Regions from separate parts of the Homo sapiens genome. Here region 2 is linked to region 1. Evidence: read pairs that join two places in POLR2A ChIA-PET (ENCODE). Cell type or tissue: Caco-2. All regions are shown on one strand.

What was found. Peaks named below come from ENCODE experiments on the same cell type or tissue, not always from the same donor. Only the 100,000 strongest peaks of a DNase experiment are listed, where the experiment ranks them.
Region 2: POLR2A ChIA-PET joins it to region 1 with 10 read pairs; 3 of 35 experiments call an interaction of 5 or more read pairs at or near these places.

What each region holds. Positions count from the first base shown.
Region 1 is chr22:40,708,281-40,716,280 of GRCh38, reverse strand. No RefSeq gene overlaps it. Among named protein-coding and RNA genes, the nearest start is that of MCHR1, 33 kb to the right of the region's middle. RefSeq lists silencers at 140-306, 4,449-4,568 and enhancers at 1,128-2,002, 2,003-2,878, 3,842-4,358, 4,382-4,676. In Caco-2, no CTCF peak of the experiment used is centred here; DNase peaks (open chromatin) are centred at 1,430, 1,929 and 4,520; H3K4me3 peaks cover 327 bases.
Region 2 is chr22:40,468,588-40,476,587 of GRCh38, reverse strand. All of the region lies in intron 3 of MRTFA (myocardin related transcription factor A), which reads left to right. Among named protein-coding and RNA genes, the nearest start is that of MRTFA-AS1, 49 kb to the left of the region's middle. RefSeq lists an enhancer at 4,055-4,713. In Caco-2, no CTCF peak of the experiment used is centred here; no DNase peak of the experiment used is centred here.

The DNA.
Region 1 (8,000 bases):
GCCCTTGTATCTGCAGTCCTTAGCACTGTGCCTCGTACATAGTAAGTTAATACTCAGTAAATATCTGCTGAATTAATGCTGACTTTCTATAGATCAGGCATAGTAATTTCATCTCCTTATCTTTATTGGCTTGTCAAAATTAATTATATATTTTTAAAAAGCTCTCCATACTTTGGGAGGCCTAGACGGGCGGATCACTTGAGGCCAGGAGTTGAAGACCAGCCTGGCCAACATTGTGAGACCCCCGTCTCTACTAAAAATACAAAAATTAGCCGGGTGTGGTGGCCGGCGCCTGTAGTCCCAGCTACTGGAGAGCTGAGTCACAAGAATTGCCTGAACCCAGGAAGCAGAGGTTACAGTGAGCCGAGATCCTGCCACTGCACTCCAGCCTAGGCGAAAGAGTGAAACTCTGTATCCAAAAAAAAAAAAAAAAAAAGCTCCTTAGAAGGGAAAAAAATGAAAAGTAACATATTTTCCCCCTTTAATGCCCCTCAACTGCAAAGGTAAGCACTGACAACAGCTTATTTTGTCTCCTCACAAACTTGTTTTAGCCCTTTTTAAAAAACACACACACACAAATGCAATAAGTATAATTCCATTCTGCAACTTGACTTTTTTTATGTGGTAAAGAACATACAACATAAAAGTTACCATCTTAATTTTTTTTTTTTTTTTGATACAGAGTCCCGCTCTGTCCCAGGCTAGAGTGCAGTAGTGCGATCTCGGCTCACTGCAACCTCCACCTCCACCTCCCGGGTTCAAACGATTCTCCTGCCTCAGCCTCCCAAGTAGCTGGGACTACAGGTGCCCGCCATCACACCCAGCCAATTTTTGTATTTTTAGTAGAGAAGGGGTTTCACCATGTTGGCCAGGATGGTCTTGATCTCCTGACCTCGTGATCCTCCCGCCTCAGCCTCCCAAAGTGCTGGGATTACAGGCGTGAGCCACTGCATCTGGCCTTAATCATTTTTAAGTTTAGAATTCAGTAGTTATAGTCACATTGTTGTACAACCAATTTCCAGAATTTTTTCATCTTGCAAAGCTGAAACTCTATACCCATTAAACAACCCCATTCCTCCCTGCCCCGAGCCCCTGGCAACCACCCTTCCCCTTTCTGTTTCTATGAGTTTGAACAACTTGCTTTTTTTAACTTAACAGTACATCTTTCCATATGGGTACATAAGCTCTAGCTCATTATTCCTTCAGCTGTCTGGTGGCTTAGCTGATATTTAACCCATCTCCCATCAGTGATGTGAAGGTCGTTTCCAGCTTTTTGCTGTTATTATACAAAAATGCTGTCATGCCGGGGTTAAGCCCCAGAACCGTGAGATCAAAGGGTATGCACTTGTATTGGGCCAAATTGCTGCTCAAAGAAGTTGTACCAGTCAACGCTCCCACCCACAGAGGAGGAGGGGCTCTTCATTCTGCACGGCGATCAGGTTCTTCCAAGTGTAAACCAACAAGTAAATATTGTGTCATCCCAGGGACAAGCAGGACCAAGCCTTGAAAGGAGAGGTCAGACTCCCCTCTGTGTTGATTTCCCCAGGAGAAGCTCGGGAAATGAGCCGGCCGAAGACGAGGGAATCAGTGCAGTGAGATGTACAGAAGGAAGTCTAATTCAAAAGCCACATAATGAGTGGACTTGGAAGAAGCTCGTTGCTGTGGCAACCTGATCCCCCTGCTGCCAAGAACGGGTTTTCTTCTTTCTTCTGCACCTGGCAGGAGCTCCTTTTCCTCCACATTACTTGAGAAAGAAAGACAGACTTTGGCATTCTTTTACTGAGGTCAGTGCACTGTTTCTGTCAGTGGCCAGCCATCACTGAGAGAGCACGTACCCCCGACAGGTGCGGACCTGGCCGAGCCCTGTCCCGTGGTGGGTGGACAGAATGCACCCAGTGTCTGGACTATAACACTGATGTCATGGGCCATACCAACTTGGGCTGCCTTTTCTGATACTCCCCAGAGGTGCCGGGCAGGCTAAGCCCCCATGGAGACTGCTCTGTTTCCTTTACAAGAAAAGCTTTTCTAGATTTTTGTTTAAGAATGCCAAAGTTCTGGCCAGGTGCGGTGGCTCATGCCTGTCATTCCAGAATTTCAAGAGGCAGAGGTGGGAGGATCGCTTGAGGCCAGGAGTTCAAGACCAGCCTGAGCAACATAATAAGGCCATGTCTGTACAAAAAAAAAAAAAAAAAAAAAAAAACACCAAAGTTCAAGGGCCCAGTGAGCTTGCTTGAGCAAGACTCTTAAACCTGCTCAGGTTTTAAGTTACTTCGCCTGGCTTCTTCCAGGGCATTTAACCTTGAAAATGCTGATTGAGGTGGGGCTTGGTGGCTCACGCCTGTAATCCCAGCACTTTGGGAGGCCGAGGCGGGCGGATCACCTGAGGTCAGGAGTTTGAGACCAGCCTGGCCAGCATGGTAAAACCCTGTCTCTACTAAAAATACAGAAATTAGCTGGGCTTTGGCAGGTGCCTGTAATCCCAGCTACTTAAGAGGCTGAGGCAGGAGAATCACTTGAACCTGGGAGGCAGAGGTTGCAGTGAGCCGAGATCGCGCCATTGACTCCAGTCTGCGCGACAAGAGCAAGACTCCATCTCAAAAAAAAAGAAAAAGAAAAAGAAAATGCCGATCGGAATAGAGCTGCAGGAGGGATGACAGATGGGTAGGTAGAGTTAAATTCAGTTCTTTTCACCTGTTCTCTGTATCGGGCTCTGTGGTAGGCACACAATTTACATTCCCCTTCATGTAATGCTTTTCACGGCTTAGTAAGGTGGAAATTGTTATCCCATTTTTATAAGAATGAAATCTAAGGCTCCACAAGCTTAAGTGTTTTGCCTAAGATCTCAGTGCAGGAATATGAACCCAGGTCCACCTCATCTCAAGGTGGTGTCCCTTCACCACTACCTTCCACAGTGAGGTTGTTCGGTCAAGCAAACCAGGCAGGAGAGGGATCGTCTCTTCTCTTGAGATGATGGCGGCCAATCATTAAATCTCCCCCTAAGCAAGGAAGTCTTTAGGGACTTGACCTCCAGCCTCACCTGAAGGTTCCCTTGTCCTCAGAAGTCCCATCTCTCTCCTTCAATCAGGTAGTGGGATATAGCAGGGAAAGCATAGTGCGGAGCCAGATAGACCCAGGTTCAAATCCATGCGCCCTGTGGACTCCCTGATTTCGTCCTTGCTATAGAATTGAGGGAAAACAGCGACTCTGTTGTTTTGTGTTTTGTTCTTGTAAAGACAGGGTCTCACTATGTTGCCGAGGCTAGTCTTGAACTCCTGGGCTCAAGAGATCCTCCCACCTCAGCCTCCCAAAGAGCTGGGATTACAGGCATGAGCCACCATGCCCAGCCCTAGTTTTGTTTGAAGAATGCTGAGGACTGCCAGGGGTGGTGGCTCACGCCTATAATCCCAGCACTTTGGGAGACTGAGGTGGGTGGAACTCCTTGAGCCCAGGAGTTCGAGGACAGCCTGGGCAACATGGCAAGACCACATCTCTACAAAAAAATAAACAAAATTAGCCAGACATGGTGGCACATGCCTGTGGTCCTGGCTACTCAGGAGGCCGAGGTGGGAGGATCACTTGAGCCGGGGAGGTAGTAAGCCATGATGACGAACTGTACTCCAATCCAGCCTGGGCAACAGAGCAAGACCCTGTCTCAAAAAAAAAAAAAAAAAGAAAAAGAAAAAAAGAGAGAATGCCAAACGCCGAGGGCCGTGGGGAGGACTAAGTGAACCGAGGAGAAGGATCCTTGACTTTTGTATTAAACTCAACCAGCCCAGGCCAGGCGCAGTGGCTCATACCTGTAATTCTCACACTTTGGGAGGCCGGGGTGTAAGGATCACTTGAGGTCAGGAGTTCGAGACCAGCCTGGCTAATGTGATGAAATCCCATCTCTACTAAAAGTACAAAAAAATTACCCGAGTATGGCGGCCAACTCCTGTAACTGTAGCTACTCGGGAGGCTGAGGCAAGAGAATCACTTGAACCTGGGAGGCAGAGATTGCAGTGAGCAGAGATCGTGCCACTGCACTCCAGCCTGGGTGATAGAGCAAGACTTTGTCTCAAAAAAAAAAAAAAAAACCTCAAACAGCCCGTCTCTACCCAGCAGCTTAGGAGACTTTTCTCCTTCTGAGCTCTCTTTTCTGGGTTCTCCCACAAAAAGCTTCCTTCTGTCGCCCCCAGGGTATATAAAGATATTTACTTGTACCCTTGAATTTGATTTCTCTACATCCCATCCTAGAGGCAACTGTGCCTGTAGCCATCCCTGGGGGAATCTTGCCCCACGCACACATTTACTCTGCACCTTCCGGACCCCATACCCCTTTTCTATGTGCCTGTTGCCTCCGGCCAGGCCTCGGAAATCTTGCCCTGTTCTCCCCAGGCTTCGTAGCATGGCCTGACTGACAGTGGCATGTGTAGCAGGATCGCAGATTAATATACAAGGAAAGGCGCACGGAGAGACGATGTTTCTCTCTTTCCTGCAGCTGATCTGCTGAGCCATGAGCCCCTCCGGGGAAGTGGAAAGAAACTGTCATCACTGCACTGCAGCTTATCTCGGTTTAGATAGCCTCTCGATGACTCATGTCTCTGTAAATACTTGGTTTTTTTGTTCTGTTTTGTTTGAGATGGAGTCTCGCTCTGTCACCCAGGCTACAGTGCAGTAGTACGATCATAGCTCACTGTGACCTCAGTATCCTGGGTTCAAGTGATCCTCCTGCCTCAGCCTCCCAAGTAGCTGGGACCACAGCCACACGCCACACGCCACCACATTCAGCTAATTTTTTTTTCACATTCAGCTAATTAAAAAAAATTTTTTTTGGAGGCTGGGTGTGGTGGCTCATGCCTGTAATCCCAGCACTTTGGGAGGCCGAGGTGGGTGGATCACCTGAGGTCAGCAGTTCAAGACTAGCCTGGCTAATCTGGTGAAACCCCATCTCTACTAAAAATAAAAAATTAGCCGGGCGTGGTGGCGCATGCCTGTAATCCTAGCTACCCAGGAGGCTGAGGCAGGAGAATTGCTTGAACCCAGAAGGCGAAGGTTACAGTGAGCCAAGATTGCCCCATTACACTCCAGCCTGGGCAATAAGAGCAAAACTCTGTCTAAAAAAAAAAAAAAAAATTTGTTTGTAGGGGTTGGCTCTCACTATGTTGTCCAGGCTGGTCTTGAACTCCTGAGCTCAAGCGATCCTTCTGCCTCAGCCTCCTAAAGTGCTGGCATTACAGGCGTGAGCCACTGTGCCCAGCCCCCATGTGGGCCTTTTGGAGTGCCCTGCTGACACTCCCTGCCCGGTGAGTCCTCATGGCTGAGTTCCTGTTGTGAGGTCTGCACATATACTGGTCTCTTTTTCCTGCCCTGACACTCTGGGAATCTCAAGGCCCTTCAGCTCTTGCAAGTCCCCTGGTCAGATCCTGGAGGGATTTCAGGATGCCCTGTGGCCGTGGGGAGCCAAGTGTGGGGCCCAGGCTCACCTGTGCAGTCATTTCCCAGCTCATTGTTACTTCCTGTCCTCTTGATTGCTGGACACAGTGTCCAGACCACTATGGGATACTTCCTAGGGCTCCAAATAAAACAGAGGAGGCTGGGCGCGATGGCTCACGCCTGTAATTCTGGCACTTTGGGCAGCCGAGGCAGACAGATCACAAAGTCAGGAGATGGAGACCATCCTGGACAACATGGTGAAACCCCGTCTCTACTAAAAATACAAAAAATTACTGGGTGTGGTGGCGGGTGCCTGTAATCCCAGCTACTTGGGAGGTTGAGGCAGGAGAATTGATTGAACCAAGGAGTCGGAGGTTGCAGTGAGCCAAGATCATGCCACTGCACTCCAGCCTGGTGACAGAGCAAGACTCCATCTCCAAAAAAAAAAAAAAAAAAAAAAAAAGACAGAGGGCTGAGGATCCTGTGCCTTTAGCTGTCCCTCAACCCTTCCAACACGCACCTCCCTCAACCCCTGCCTCTGGCCTGGAGGAGGAGCTTAAGAAGCAGTAGTAGGACGGCCTGTGTCCCTTGCCTCTGCTTCCTTTTGCAGCCATCCTGGGGCCACAGCCACTGCATCACATCTGGATTCCTTCCACCCCAGGCACACACAGCAAAACTCAGTGATCTAGTCCAACAGGCCTAGCTCTTGATATGTTAACACGTGCCTAAATTGTTTAGAAAATCCTTTTCTCTCTTGGCAAAGACTGGCTTTCAAAGCTATTACTTTGCCTTACACAGAGGAATATTTTTTTGGATGTCCACAGCTGCGTATTGGCTTTCTATTTCTCTTTGCAATCCTAATCGTCTCTGAGGCAAACAGATGCCTCTGGCAGAAGGGGAAGGAGGTCACACAAAAGGGAGTGCAAAAGAGGAAAGCACGATAATATCATGCACTAGCTCATTCTCCCCAGGCCCTGTGCTTATGACTTGGCAGTGTTTAAGGTTCCTACCAGCCCTGACATCCTGTGAATCTGTGAATCCTATCCTTTCAAGCCTATCAACATAAGAACCCTTTTTTCATTAGCAGTGTGCTTTTTGTTTGTTTGCTTGCTTGTTTTTGTTTGTTTGTTTTGGTCTGGTTGGTTTTTTTGTTTTTTGGGTTTTTTTTTTTTTTTTGAGACGGAGTCTCACTCTGTCACCCAGGCTGGAGTGCAGGGGCGTGATCATGGCTCACTGCAGCCTTGACCTCCCAGGCTCAGGCGATCCTCCCACCTAAACCTCCCGAGTAGCTGGGACCACAGGCACCTGCCACCAGGCCCGGCTAATTTTTGTATTTTTAGTAGACACAGGGTTTCACCATGTTGGCCAGGCTGGTCTCAAACTCCTGGGCTCAAGCAATCCATTGGCCTCGGCTTCCCAGAGTGCTGGGATTACAAGCATGAGCCACCGTGCCCTGCTGTCTTTCAATTTTTATTAAAGGAGAAGGAGATTTGAGACACAGAGACATAGAAAGCGAGCCAGGTGAAGACTGAGGCAGAGACTGGAGTGGTGCCTGTGTGGGCCTCAGAGCCTCCAGAAGGGACCAACTTACCTGAGAACTTGATTTTGGATTTCTGGCCTCCAGAACTATGAGATAATACATTATTTCACAGTTTCTAACCTGCCAAGTTTGTGGTATTTTGTTATGGCAGCCTAGGAAACTAATACAGGGCACATTGGATTTAGAAATAAAGAGGTCATTGGTTGACTTTGGTGGGTTCTAAACCAGTAGGAGCAACTTTTCCAGGAAGCTTGACTATCAAGAGGAGGAGCGCTATGGCAGTAACTAAAGGAATGTTGCTTTAAGAAAAGATGTATATTGGTTCCAGCAGAGCTATTAAACAAACAAACAAACAAAAAACCCAAACAAACAAACAAAAACCCCCACCAAACTACAAATAAATAAATATTAAAAAAAAAAAAAAAGCTGAGGCGGGAGAATCTCTGGAATCCTGGAGGCGGCAGTTACAGTGAGCCAAGATTGTGCCACTGTACTCCAGCCTGGGCGACAGAGCAAGACTCCATCTCAAAAAAAAAAAAAAAAAAAAAAATCCAAGGACATCAGCTATAGGATTTAGGATGGACCTATATGACCTCAACGCAAGACCTTTAACTTAATTATATCTACAAAGACTCAATTTCCAAATAAGGTCACGGTCACAGGTGTCAGGGTCAAGACTTGGACGTATCTTTTGGGAGGACACTATTCATCCACCACAGATCCTTGCCAGGCCTCATCCTGACCTTTTTGCAGCATTTGACCCGCTGGGTCACTTGCTCGTGGAAACCATGTTTTCCATCAGCTTCCAGGATGCCACCGCTCCCCTGGCTTCCCTCCTGCCTCTCTGGATGATCCAACACAAGCTCCTCTGCTGATTCCTCTTCCCCAGCCAGCCCTGAACAGTGAAGGTTTCTAAGATTCTATCCTTAGCTTTCTTCCTCTTCTTTCTTTTCTCCTCCTCCTCACCCTTCTTCCTCCTCTTCCTCTTCCTCTTCTTCCTATTCTTCTTCTTCTTCTTTCATCTTCTTTCATCTTCTTTCTTCTT
Region 2 (8,000 bases), 240 kb after region 1:
GAAGAAGCTGAGGCAAGAGGATCAATTGCTTGAGCCCAGGAAGTTGAGGCTGCAGTGAGCCAAGATTGCACCACTGCTCTCCAGCCTGGGTGACAGAGCAAGATCCTATCTCAAAAAACAAAAAAGAAAAGAAACATGTTTAGAAATAACATTATATGTAAGAAGCAGGAGAGGAAACAATTCCATTGGATGCTGTAGGACAGGGTAGGGCTCAAGAACCAGAAAGCAAGAGAGGTAATCAAACCAAGTTAGGGAACACAGAGACATCTGTCTTCTCTTTCGTATCTTTTTAGGCTGTATCAGGACAGACTCGTGGGCGCATATTAGTAGGGGCCCAGAGGAGTCTTACTTTTGGGGAATGTTATCAGGAAATAGCTTGAAACTTTAATACCAACTGATCATGAAGATAAAATACTTTCAAGACCCCCCCCCTTTTTTTTTTTTGAGACGGAGTCTTGCTCTGTCGCCCAGGTTGGAGTGCAGTGGCGCGATCTCAGCTCACTGCAAGCTCCGCCTCCCGGGTTCATGCCATTCTTCTGCCTCAGCCTCCCGAGTAGCTGGGACTACAGGCACCCGCCACCACGCCTGGCTCATTTTTTGTATTTTTAGTAGAGACAGGGTTTCACCATATTAGCCAGGATGGTCTCAATCTCCTGACCTCGTGATCCACCCGCCTCGGCCTCCCGAAGTGCTGGGAATACAGGCGTGAGCCACCGTGCCTGGCCGAGACGCCATTTTTATGTACCCTAGTGCTATCTTGCATAGAAAAGATCTTGTTTCTCTTTTTCTCTGACTTCCAGTGTTGGGCAGTACCATCTTTCTGCTCTTATGATAACTGAAAAATACATAACTATTTTAATTGTTGTTTTAAAGAAACAAGCAATTCTTTTTATTTTTAATGTACACATGTGTCTCACACAAAAGGCCACATAAGACTTGAATTTGCCAGTAGTAGGGCATGCCCACTCTTGGCATGTGTGCTAGCTAATGTTACACTTGTCTAGATGTTAGTGTCTTTCTTAAAACATTGTAATTATTCACTTTTTTTTTTCAGACGGAGTCTGGCACTGTTGCCCAGGCTGGAGTGCAGGGGCACAATTTCGGCTCACTGCAACCTCCGCCTCCCAGATTCAAGCCATTCTCCTGCCACAGCCTCCCTGGTAGCTGGGATTACAAGCATGCACCACCATGCCTGGCTAATTTTTCTATTTTAATTGAGATGGGATTTCACCATGTTGGCCAGGCTGGTCTCGAACTCCTGACCTCAGGTGATCCGCCCACCTCAGCCTCCCAGCATGCTGAGATTACAGACGTGAACCACCACCTTAGATGGCTTTTGTATCTTAAAGACAGGGCCAGTTATTAGAGATACAAATCTGTGTAAGACATGGTTCTCATTCTCACAGAACTCCTAGCTCTAATGGATTCAAAGTGAATAATTACAATGTTGGCTGGGCGCAGTGGCTCACACCTGTAATCCCAGCACGTTGGGAGGCCAAGGCAGGCGGATCACCTGAAATCAGGAGTTCTAGACCAGCCTGGCCAACATGGTGAAACTTCGTCTCTACTAAAAATACAAAAATTAGTCAGGCGTGGTGGCACACACCTGTAGTCCCAGCTACTCGGATGGCTGAGGCAGGAGAATAGCTTGAACCTGGGAGGCGGAGGCTGCATTGAGCCAAAATCATGCCACTGCACTCCAGCCTGGGTGACAGAGCAAGATTCCATCTCAGGAAAGAAAGAAAAAAAAGCCATTTGAATACATGAATTGAATTATGGGAACAATCAAATCAGTTAAGATATAGTGTCTGTTTTCTTTGGAAATACTCTTCACACAAATTAGAACTTACTTTATGTATGTTTCCCTCATGAAACTGTAAACTCACTGAAGGTGGGGCCTTCAGTCACTACTGTATCCCCAGCAACAAACAGAGAGTATCTGGCATACAGTAGGCCCTCATATTTCTTGAATGAATGCAAGGAAAGAGAGGTTGGGACAAGGAGCTAAGGAAGAACTGAATAAGGCATGGATGTGAGGTAAGTATATGTGCTGACCAACTAGTACATGAACTCTAGAGCATCCAAGCAAGTGAGAGTAAAGTGAGTAAATGACACTGTGTGCCTTAACTTACTTGTTTTTATGACTTCCCCTGAAATCTCTACTTTTCAAAGAGTTTTAGCATCGTAAACAATTGACTGTATATTAATATAAAGAGCAATGTGAAAAGTTTATTATCATATAACATTAAAGAAGGAAATACTGGAGAGTTCAGGGCTCTCTCATATCCTTTTTTCTTTTTCTGTAAAATATTGATCACAACTTGAATTTATTTGTTTGTTGTCATTGATTTGATCTCTGTTGTCCCACTGGACTGAAAGCTTTATGTGAGCAGAGATCATAGGTGTATCTAGTACCTAGCACAGGACCTAACACAATAGTATTATGTTGGTGCAAAAATAATTGCAGCTTTTGCCATTAAAAGCAATGACAAAAGCCTCAATTACTTTTGTGCCAACCTATAGTTGTTTAGTAAATACTTGTTAGGTGAGTGAATAGAGAAGATCTCTCTCCACACCCTGATTCCCAATCCTTATATTGGTAGTGATGCTGGAAAGTAACCCAGGCAGCAGAACTTGAGTAGCACCTGCTTCTGGGGACACCCTTCACCTACTTTTAATCATGCATTCTAAGAATGAAACTGGTGAGTGTTCTGAACAGCCTTTGGTTCTAATTGGTAGGCCATGTGGTTTTACAATTTGGATGCCACTAAATGATTTTTCAGGCATATAGGATAAATATAATGTAAAATACACCAGTAAAATAGGTATAATTCACTGTTGCAAAGATGGGTATTCTAATTATCTGCATGCTGAGCTTCACTTAAGGCTAGCACCCAACCTGTTCCTTCTCTGACCTTCCTGGTAAAACACATTCCCTAGTTTGAAGCTAAAAGTATTGGTGTCTGTTGCTGAATTAAGTTGCATTTGCTTATTTTTTCTGGGACTGGTGCCTGAAAATTAGAGAAAAAATATACCAATTATTAGCAGATCAAGCTTTAGGAATTTATAGGAGGCTATGAACTTAGAGTAAGGAAATACCATCCGAAACTACTTTTAACAGTTAATATTGGCTGGGTACAGTGGCTCACACCTGTAATCCCAGCACTTTGGGAGGCCGAAGTGGGAGGATTAACTGAGCCCAGGAGTTCGATACCAGTCTGGGCAACAGTGAGACCTCATCTCTACAAAAAAATTTAAAAATTAGCTGGGTGTGGTGGTACAAGTCTATAATCCCAGCTACTCAGGCGGCTGAGGTGGGAGGATTGTTTGAGCCTGGTGGGTCAAGGCTGCGGTGAGCCGTGATCATACCACTGCACTTCAGCCTGGACAACAGAGTGAGAACCTGTCTCAAATAAAATAAAAACCAGTTAATATTTATTAGTAAATGTACTACACTGTATATAAAAGAGAACTTAGAAGATACTGCATCATATCGTATGCATTAAATTTAGATAGAAAATTCACAGAAGTGCATCTAGAGATAACAGATTTTATCTCTTTATTGGGTTGTTCTTTAGCCATTTTCTTCCCCTTGACAAACCTTTAGTGGTAGTCTACAAATACATTTTATGGAAGAAGTATGTTGGAAAATGAAATTTCTCTCCTGTTGGAAACTTTTGAACAAATTAACAATTTTTAGCCAGAGCTTGGGGGTCCATTTTCACTGCTCTTTGTCCTCTGCTCCAGGAGCTATGTGTGAATTTGTTGTGGTCTCTGTTGCCCTGTGTCCTCCAGGTCCTGGGAGGTCCATAGCTAAGATGCCAAGACACCATGGAAGCTGGGAAATGTGTTGATAATTTGTGACAGTGGATATCCCTGGTCTGTATCCTGTTCTCTAGATGTCTGAGTTTAATGCTAAACTTCATGAGATGGGAGTTGACACCTCCTAGAAGTGTTCACATGATTGTTTATTAAATTATTCGTTTGTTAAAAAGGAATTTGAGAAAAAAATTATTTGTTATTCATTCTTAAGTTTTTCAATGTGAAAAAATATTAAAAATGATCATGGAAATAATAACATGTTTATTGTCAAAAAATTTTAACTTAAAAACTGAATCATTGTTCAAAACACAGCAAAAGATGATGTGCCTTAAAACAGTATCAGAGGAAAGGCTACTTACTGCTTATTAGGTGGATTAAACCTGCTTCGCACTATTTACTTGCCATGATCTATCATTGGCATCACGAACATGGGTGGAGCATATTTAATTTCTCCATATAAAGTAAGCTTAAATTAGGCCAAATTAGCATTACATAGGGTAGCTCTTGACATGGCATTGCATTAGAATTACCTGCTAAGCTTTTTAAAGAGATGAGGTCTAGGCCCCATTCCAGACCAATTAAAAACCTTCCCAGATGATTTCATTGTGAAGGGTAAGGGTTGAGAATCACTGGAATGAGAGAAGGATTACAGGGATAAGGATACAGAATATTTGGTTCCAGTCCTGGCTTCATTTCCTAGTATTTTGTTGAGGAATTTTGTGACTATGTTAATAAGGCATATTCACCTGTAGTTTTGTTTTGATGTCTTTCTCTGGCTTTGGAATCAGAGAATAATACCAGCTTCATTAAATGAGTTGGGGAAGTGTTTTCTCCTCTGTTTCCTGGAAGAGTTTGTGAATGATTGGTATTCTTTTTAATTTTTAATTTATTTTTTTGAGATGGTTTTGCTCTGGCACCCAGGTTGGAGTGCAGTGGTGTGGTCTCAGCTCACTACAGCCTCGACCTCCCAGATTCAAGTGATTTTCCTGCCTCAGCCTCCCGAGTAGTTTGGACAACAGGCACTTGCCACCATGCCTGGCTCATTTTTGTAGAGGCAGTTTTGCCATGTTGCCCAGGCTGGTCTCGAACTCCTGAGCTCAAGCAATCCGCCTACCTGGGCCTCCCAAAGTGCTGGAATTACAAGCATGAGCTACCGCGCCCAGCCAGTATTAATTCTTAAGTATTTGGAGAAATATATCAGCGAAGCTTTCTGGACCTGGGCTTTTCTTTGTGGGAAGATTACTATTTCAGTCTCCTTACTTGTTATACATCTATTCCGATGTTCTATTTCTTTCTTCAATTTCAATAATTTATGCCTTCCTAGGAATTTGACCATTGCATTTCTTTTTCTTTTTCTTTTTTTGAGATGGAGTCTTGCTCTGTTGCTCAGGCTGGAGTGCAGTGGCATGATCTCGGCTCACTGCAACCTCTGCCTCCCAGGTTCAAGCGATTCTCTTGCCTCAGCCTCCCAAGTAGCTGGGATTACAGGCGCGTGCCACCACATCTGGCTAATTCTTGTTTTTTTTTTTTTTTTTTTTTTTTTTTTAATAGAAACAGGGCTTTGTCATGTTGGCCAGGCTGGTCTTGAACTCCTGACCTCAGGTGGTCCACCCTCCTTGGCTTCCCAAAGTGCTGGGATCACAGGTGTGAGCTACCACACCCGGCCTCCTTTTGCATTTCTGATTTTTGTATGTATTTTCTGTTTTTTTCTTGGCAGTCTAGGTAAAGGTTTATCAATTTTGTTCTTTTCAAACAACAAACTTTTATGACTATTGATTTTCTCTGTTGTTTTTGTTTTTTGTTTTGTTTTGTTTTTTGAGACGGAATCTCGCTCTTTCACCTAGGCTGGAGTGCAGTGGCACAATCTCAGCTCACTGTAACCTCCGCCTCCCGGGTTCAAGTGATTCTCCTGCCTCAGCCTCCCGAGTAGCTGGGACTACAGGCGCCTGTTGCCACACCTGGCTAATTTTTGTATTTTTAGTAGAGACAGGGTTTCACCATATTGGTGAGGCTGGTCTCGAACTCCTGACCTCAGGTGATCTGCCTTTCTCGGCGTCCCAAAGTGCTGGGATTACAGGCGTGAGCTACCACACCTGGCCTGTTTTTCTGTTTTCTGTATCATTGCTTACCACTTTAATTTCCTTTTTTCTACTTACCATGGTTTAATTTGCTCTTTTCCTAGTTTCCTTTTTTAAAATTAGCTGAATTTCATATTCATCTAGTTTCTTAAGGTAAAGGCTTACCGCATGTATTTCAGATCTTCTTTTCCAGTGTAGGCTGTGAATTTTCTAATATAAACCTATGAGTTTCCCTCTAAGCACTGTTTCAGCTGTATTCCAGAAATTTTGATAAATTGTTTAGTTCAAAGTACTTTCTAATTTCTCTCATTCTCTTTTGACCCATTGGCTGTTTAAGGGTGTGCTCTTTAATTTCTGCATATTTATGAATTTCCCAAATTTTCTTTTGCTCTTTATTATGTTTCTTTATATATATATATATATATATATATATATATATATATATATATATATATAAAATTTTGGAGATGGGGTCTTGCTGTGTCACCCAGGCTAGAATGCAGTGGTACAATCTCGGCTCACTGCAACATCCACCTCCAGGGTTCAAGCAATTCTACTACCTCAGCCTCCTGAGTAGCTGGGATTATAGGCACCCGCCGCCATGCTTGCCTAATTTGTGTATTTTTAGTGGAGACGGGGTTTCACCATGTTGGCCAGGCTGGTCTTGAACTGCTGACCTGAGGTGATCCACCTGTCTTGGCCTCCCAAAGTGTTGGGATTACAGGCGTGAGCCACTGTGCCCAGCCATATATTCTTTATATACATAATATTTATAGAGATGGGGGTCTTGCTATTTTGCCCAGGTTGGTCTCTGACTCCTGGCCTCAAGCGATTTTTCTGCTTCAGCCTCCCAAAGTGCTGGGGTTGTAGGTGTGAGCCACCATGCCTGGCCTGTTTTTGATTTCTAATTTAATTCCATTGTCATCACAGAATGATTTTAATCCTTTTAAATGTACTGAAATTTGTTTTATTGCTTGGTATGTGTTGTGACCTGGGGAGTGTTCCATGTGTGCTTGAAAAGAGTGTATATTCTGCCATTGTTAGGTGGAGTGTTCTATATGTTTGTTAATTCTATTTGGTTGATGGTGTAGTTCAAATCCTATATGTCTGCATTAGTCTGTTTTGGGTTGCTAAAAGGGGTACATGAGGCTGGTTAATTTATAAAGAAAAGAGGTTTATTTGGCTCATGGTTTTTCAGGCTGTACAAGCATTGCACCAGCGTCTGCTCAGCTTCTAGAGAGGCCTCAGGAAGCTTTTACTTATGACAGAAGGCACATGGGGAGCAGGAGTGTCACATGGCGAGAGAGGGAGCAAGAGAGATCCCATGCTCTTTTAAACCAGCATGCACATGAGCTAAAAGAGTGAGAACTCATTACTTGCGGGGAGGGCACCAAGCCACTCCCAGGACATCTGCCGCCATGACCCAGACACTTCCCACTAGGCCCCGCCTCCAACATTGGGGATCATATCTCAGCATGAGGTTTGGAGGGGGCACACATTTGAACTGTTTCAATATCCTTACTAATTTCTACCTAGTTGTTCTGTCTATTGTTGAGAGTGAGGTAGATTGCGATTTTTAGAGGAGATAAACTCAAATACTCCTTATTCAAAGTTAGTTAAATAAGCACCATGCAATTTATTAAAATGTAGAAATGCTCTAGTATTAGTTGTACCTTACAAATGCCAGAAATGACATCTATTAATTTACTTTCTAGTATACTGGGGCTATTTTAATGTTTTTAGTGTGAAGGTCATTGTTAATTCTCATGAAAACTGATGCATTCAAACTTGGCTCCAACCAGACCAGTCTTTCAGTTGATTGTTTCTGGATAGCAGTTTCCCCCCTGAAGTATGACAGCCTCCAGAGTTGGAAGCCAAATATCTGAGTGGGGGAAGAGAAAAGATTTTTGAGAAGGCTTGTCTGCATTTTGGTCTCCTCAAGCATATACACCTCATTAATTTTCAAATGCAGCACTGTTTTGGCTGGCATATAATTTCTAGTCCAGGGGCATTTCCTTTACTCATCAACAAGTTTGTTTTGGAGCCTTTTCTAACATAAATATTCTGAAAAGTGGTGGCCAAGTTTATTGTCATTTGATT